Linked DNA regions of Homo sapiens: region 1 is linked to region 2. A link is a contact called in ENCODE Hi-C data. All regions are on one chromosome and are shown on one strand. Each heading gives the region's core, a stretch centred on a gene start or an enhancer-like site at or near the end of the contact. The rest is flanking DNA. Distances are from core to core; before and after follow the strand shown.

Evidence for each region. Hi-C counts contacts between places; a loop is a spot of excess contacts on that map. Pooled maps may share reads with other maps.
Region 1: a map of CD8-positive, alpha-beta T cell shows a loop between it and region 2 (19-fold over the local background). The contact joins the promoter of DBR1 here to the promoter of SLC25A36 in region 2. A Hi-C loop is called at or near these places in 4 of 168 maps with a recorded cell type or tissue (CD4-positive, alpha-beta memory T cell, CD8-positive, alpha-beta T cell and naive thymus-derived CD4-positive, alpha-beta T cell) and 15 of 50 pooled maps.

Annotation. Positions count from the first base shown.
Region 1 is chr3:138,173,273-138,176,358 of GRCh38, reverse strand. DBR1 (debranching RNA lariats 1) reads left to right here and starts at 1,438. Exons shown (of 8, transcript NM_016216.4): 1 at 1,438-1,760; 2 at 2,733-2,857. The coding sequence starts at 1,564. RefSeq lists an enhancer at 1,523-1,732.
Region 2 is chr3:140,940,071-140,943,296 of GRCh38, reverse strand. SLC25A36 (solute carrier family 25 member 36) reads right to left here and starts at 1,461. Exons shown (of 7, transcript NM_001104647.3): 1 at 1,202-1,461. The coding sequence starts at 1,242. RefSeq lists enhancers at 308-537, 177-1,024, 1,118-1,487.

The DNA.
Region 1 (3,086 bases), core at 189-2,688, 2.8 Mb after region 2:
AAGAAAAAGACACATTACTGGCTGGGCGCGGTGGCTAACGCCTGTAATCCTAGCACTTCGGGAAGCCGAGGTGGGCGTATCACTTGAGGTCAGGAGTTCGAAACCAGCTTGGCCACCATGGTGAAACCCTGTCTCTACTAAAAATGCAAAAAATTAGCTGGGCATGGTGGTGTGCACCTGTAATCCCAGCTACTTGGGAGGCTGAGGCAGGAGAATCGCTTGAACTGGGGAGGCGGAGGTTGCAGTGAGCCGAGATCGTGCCACTGCCTCCAGCCTGGGCAACAGAGTGAGAGACCGTCTCAAAAAAACAAAAAACAAACAAACAAACAAAAAACCCACATTACTTTCAGTGAAAAAAAACCTTAAGTTTATAGGTGACTTCTCAGTAGAAGATAATGCAAGCCAGAAGATAATAGAATGCTATTTTTGAAATGCTTTGTAAAAAAAAAACCACACACACACACACACACACACACACACACACACACTGCTTAACTGGTATTCGGTACTCAGTAAACACACCCTTTATGAATTAAGGTGAAACAAAGACATCTCTTTCTTTCTTTTTCTTTTTTTTTTTTTTAGACGGAGTCTCACCCTGTCACCCAGGCTGGAGTGCAATGGCACGATCTCAGATCACTGCAACCTCTGCCTCCTGGGTTCAAGCGATTCTCCTGCCCCAGCCTCCCAAGTAGCTGGGATTACAGGTGTGCGCCACCACGCCCAGCTAATTTTTTGTATCTTTAGTAGAGACAGGGTTTCACCATGTTGGCCATGCTGGTCTCAAACTCCTGACCTCGTGAGCCGCCCGCCTCTGCCTCCCAAAGTGCTGGGATTACAGGTGTGAGCCAGCACACTGGCTTCTTTTCTTTTCTTCTCTCTCTCTTTCTCTTTTGTCTCTTTTTTTTTTTTTTAGACGGAGTCTCGCTCTGTCGCCCAAGCTGGAGTGCAGGGGCGCGATCTCAGGTCACTGCAACCTCCGTCTCCTGGGTTTGAGGGATTCTCCTGCCTCAGCCTCTGAAGTAGCTGTGATTACAGACGTGCGCTACTGCGCCCAGCTAATTTTTGTATTTTTAGTAGAGACAGGGTTTCACCATTTTCCCCAGAGTGGAAAGAAATTTTTAAACAAACAAATATCTAGAAAAAAATTAATCTGTCGTCGGCCTACACTAAACAAACAGGAAAACTTAAACTGAGCTCTTCAGACAGAAGAAAAATGATTCCAAAGAGAAAAATGGAAATCCAGGAAGAAAAGAGTAAGGATGGAAAGAGTACATTTGTGGATGTATATACAAAAAAATATTGACTGCATAAAACAATAATTAAAAAAAAAGAAAAAAGGAAAAAAAGAAAATAAGTTCCCTGGGATCCCAGAATTAGGTTTGACCTTCCCGGTCCCTCTCTCGCGAGATCTGGAAACCGGAAGTGAATTATTTTGCAGGAGTCTACACCCAGGCGGTGGCTATACTTATTAAAGTTGGCGGGAGCTGAGCGATCAGTCGGTCCTGGGCTGGCTGTGGTGTAGGGCGTTGCAGGCAGCGCTCACCTCCTCAGGCCGGCAGAATGCGGGTGGCTGTGGCTGGCTGCTGCCACGGCGAGCTGGATAAGATCTATGAGACGCTGGCGCTGGCAGAGCGGCGCGGCCCGGGGCCTGTCGACCTCTTGCTGTGCTGCGGCGACTTCCAGGCGGTGCGCAACGAGGCGGATCTACGCTGCATGGCCGTGCCGCCCAAGTATCGTCACATGCAAACCTTCTACAGGTGAGGACGCGGCCGGGCCCGGACTTGGCGGTGGGGGGGTGGGACTGGGTTCCCTCTGCCACTGGCTGCCTGTTTCCCTTAGATCCTGTCTTTGTTCTCTCTGTATCTCTAATTGGTGCCTAACTGAATACAGGGGTGAGGTAGTGGGAGGCGGGAAATGTATTCAGTTCGGTACTGTATTCAGTTAGGTACCAAATTATGTCAGTTTCACTAGCACCCTATCTCATTAGGTGCTTAGGAAATGTCACTTTCCTTCTTTCCATACACATCTTATCCATTTCAAAGGGTGTCGAAGCCTGGGAGGGGATAACCTGGAGGAAGAAGCTGACAGGTTTAGATAGCTACCTTGTACTTGATAGGACTCTGGAATTAGTTCATTCAATGATCCTGAAGTTTTTACTGGGCCCCTGCTATGTGCTTGTTGTGGTTCTAGAAGATGAGGTTATGGCAATGAACTCGAAACAGTTCTTGACTTAATTGAACGGGCACTGACTTGAGGCTCAAGGTGGAAGCTCTTCATTCCTAAGGGCAAGGATGGATACTGGGCAATTCCTTTTTTTTTTTTTTTTTTTTTTCTTGAGACAGAGTTTCGCTTTGTTGCCCAGGCTGGAGTGCAGTACCGCGATATTGACCCACTGCAACCTCCGTCTCCTGGGTTCAAGCGATTCTCCCACCTCAGCCTCCCGAGTAGCTGGGATTACACCCAGCTAATTTTTGCATTTTTAGTAGAGACGGGGTTTCACCACATTGGCCAGGTTGGTCTCGAACTCCTGACCTCAGGGGATCCGCCTGTGTCGGCCATCAAAAGTGCTGGGATTACAGGAGGGAGCCACCGCGCCCAGCCCCAGGCAATTCCTTTTGAAAGAGCTTTTTAACTTTTTATGATGAACTCAGTTTCTTTTTTTTTTTCGGAACTTATTTGCTTTTCTGCTATGCCTAATTGTGGTAACTGACTTTGCTCTTATGTTCTAGGTATTACTCTGGAGAGAAAAAGGCTCCAGTTCTCACGCTCTTCATTGGGGGAAACCATGAAGCCTCAAATCATTTGCAAGAGTTACCCTATGGTGGCTGGGTGGCACCAAACATTTATTATTTAGGTATGTGATTGTGTTTGTGGATACTTTTTTTTCCTGGGATGGAAGAGCTTATCAGGATTTGCGTTAGTTGGACTGTGTCTTGACATGTATGGTGTTTGGAGAATGTCATTAATTTAAATACTTAATCGTGAAAATTTAATTAAGATAGTTAATTATTAAATGGTTGATCATGAAAATATGCCCTTCATCTAGTGTTTTAAGCACTAGCTAATATAATTGCAAAGACCTC
Region 2 (3,226 bases), core at 212-2,711:
ACTCAAAGCAAGGCACCGTGAATAGAACTGCGTGTGTATTTCTTTCATATTCTTAAAAGTCGATCTAAAAACTGCAGGATTTAAGAAGATGCCGGTAAGAGTCTCAGCATAATTCACCGAAGGCATTTTTGATAAGAAAACTCTTTATAATCCTCCAAATAAGTAACTCTTAAAATTGCTATGATTCTCCAAATGATTTAGAAGGAGCAAATCTAAACAGGAGGCTAAACTGGAAGCTCTAACACTCATTTTGGCAATCAGGGAACTAAGACTTTAGGCTTAGTCCTAATCTTGCACACACATAGTAACTATTAACACTATCTTCAAAAAATCTGACCTCTCTCCACTCCTACTTTCTCCTAAGCAGCAGAAAAGCAAGCGGTGTTCAAGAGGGGTGGTTTTCTCGAAAGGAATCTGACCCCAAAGGTACTGGAAAGCTTTGCACCCCATTCACCACCTGGAAAACCTCGGGCAAGAAATTTTCCAAGGGCTAGAAACACCCTACAGCAACCACGGGAGAATACCAAAGCCTTCCCCGCTCGATCCCGTAGCCCCCTTACCACCCACCTTGCAAAGCCGAGCCCGGAAATGAGCGGCCCGAGGTCCGAGGTGGGGCGTGAGTGACGTGCAGAGGCCCAAGCGAGCGCTGCAAGGAGCGAGGGCTAAAGGAGTCTCCGGCGCCCATTTTGTCCTCAGCCTCCGCACTTTCCGCCCCGTCCCCTTGGGCCATGCAACCTACGCGAAATCCGAAGCCAGGCTCCTCAAAGCGGCCCTGGATCCCCGACGCCTGCTAGATTGCGGCGTGCGGCCAGGTCCAGCGGCGTCCGGGTAATCAAGCGCCGACCCCAGCTCTTGCCCGCGTCTCCTCAGACGCATGGATTCGGCCTCCGCCTCACCCCGGCCCCGCGGGCCCAAAACCTCACTCCCGGCCCGGGTTTCATGCCTCAACCCTCTTTGCCCGGGCCTCACTCTCTCGCCCTCGGGCCCGGGCCTCACCCCCTTGCTTCCCCGAACCGGAGCCCCCCTCACCACCCACGGGCTGGGTCGCTCCCCTCACCCGCAGGCCCGTGGCAGCTCCCCGCCCAGGCCTCACTCCCGCCCCCCCACCCCCCCACCCCCCTCGGCCCCCCTCGCCCCCCTCGCCTGCGTCTTCGGCCCCAGCACCCTCAGCCCCAGTGCGCACGCCCCGCCAGGACCTTACCCTCCGGCAAACAGATGCACCAGCGTGTCCCTCTGGCTCATTCTCTCTCCCGCATGTCCTCCGGCCGCTGAGGCGGGACGCGGATCTGGCCGCCCGCTACGGCAGGCGGCTTCGGTCCCGGACTGGAGACGCACAGCGCCCCGGGGACGGCGAGGAGAGCTGGCCGAGATGCGGCTGCAGAAAGCAACCGGCACAGCCCTCCCCGCGGCACTCCAGCCGCGCCACCGCCTGCCTAAGCGCGCCGCCCTTCACCAGAGGCTGAAAGCGACGCAGCGCAGCGCGACGGAGAGTGGGCGGGGGATGGTAGGGGGAAGATGACTATTTGATGGCTCCCGACATAAACAGAGGCTCCCATTGGTGTGAGCGTCGTGACGTCACGCACTCTGCAGTGTTCTTTCACGTGATCCCTACGGGCTCTTTCAATGAAAGGGGCCGCGAGGCGTGGCCAGAACGCGTGCCCGGAGGGTGGTAGGTCACCGCGCTCCTAGCACCTGAGACCTGGGGCGCCCCTGGCCTGAGTGAACGCGCCAATCACGGCTGCACTCTCCTGAACAGGGAACTGGCGGGGCGGGAAAAATCGACTTGGTTCCGGGTTCGCAAGCGGATTTACTTTGAAAAAATTGGATTTATGACCCAGCAGTTCCCTTGGTGTCTATCTCAGAGTAACCCTCGCACAATGCATAAAAAGGTTTGTGCACGGATACTCCTATATAGGCTCACAAACAGTACAGAATTATGAACAATGCTTGCAGTTGCAGAAAATTGAAATCAGTGGGGGAATGAAGAAATAAATCATGAAACATTCCTACTATGGAATATTATGCAATCGTGACAAGGGATGAGGTGATTCCATATGGCAAAAAATCTCCCGAAGTGTGTAATAAGTAAAAAAGGCAAGTAGAATTAAAATACTTGGGTTTGTTTTTAAAAGAATAAAAGTTCATGGGAAATGGAATTAAAAGATAAAATTTAAAAATATAAACTTTGTTTTTCAACGTAAGCTCCATCAAGTTAAAGACAGTTTGGTAAGTGATGATACCGGCTCTTTAGTCCATCTGTAAAGAATTGAGGGTTCTGGGAATTTAATCATGAAAATGCAGGCTTTTTTACGTTATTAACTGAAGAAAAATGGGTGCCATTTACAGATTTTTCACGATTAGAAAACAAAAATATGTCAGAAGGAGCCAGGTCAGGAATGTAAGATGGATACCTGATAGTTTCCCATCGAAATCCCTGGAAAAATGCCCTTATTTAAAGAGAGGAATGAGCAGGAACATTGTCCTGATGGAGAAGGACTCTCTGGTGAAGATTTCGTAGGTGTTTTTATGCTAAAGCTTTGCTTCACTTTCTCCTATAGTAAGCGGATGTTATTGCTCTTCCACCCTCCAGAAAGTCAACAGGCAAAATACCTTGAGCATCCCAAAAAGCTGCTGCTATGACTTCGGCTCTTGACCAGTCTACTTTTGATTTGACTGGACCACTTGCACCTCTTGGTAACTATTGCTTTGATCCAGAATCATACTGAGAAAGCTATGTTTGATCTCCTGTTACAATTCTTCAAAGAAATGTTTCAATATATGATCCCACTTGTTTACAATTTCCATTGAAAGCCCTGCTCTTGTCTGCAGCTCATCTGGGTGCAACAGTTTTGCACCCATCGGGTGAAAAGTTTGCTCAACTTCAGTTTTTCAGTGAGAAATGTGTAAGTAGAACCAGTTGAAATGTCTATGGTGTTGTATATTATTTGTGCTGTTAATTGTGGGTCCTCTTCAATTAGGGCACACCGAAGAATAATCTTTTCCTCAAAAATCGATGTGGATTGTCTGCCACTGCAGGCTTCCTCTTCAACATTGTCTCATCCCTTCTGCAAACAAGTTATCCATTTGTAAACTTCAGATTTCTTTGGGGGAATTTTCCCCATCAAACTTTTGTAAAGCATCCTTGATTTCACCATTCTTCCACCCAATCTTGACCATAAATTTGATGTTTTTTCTTGCTTCAATTCATGCTGCTCTGATAGGGGCT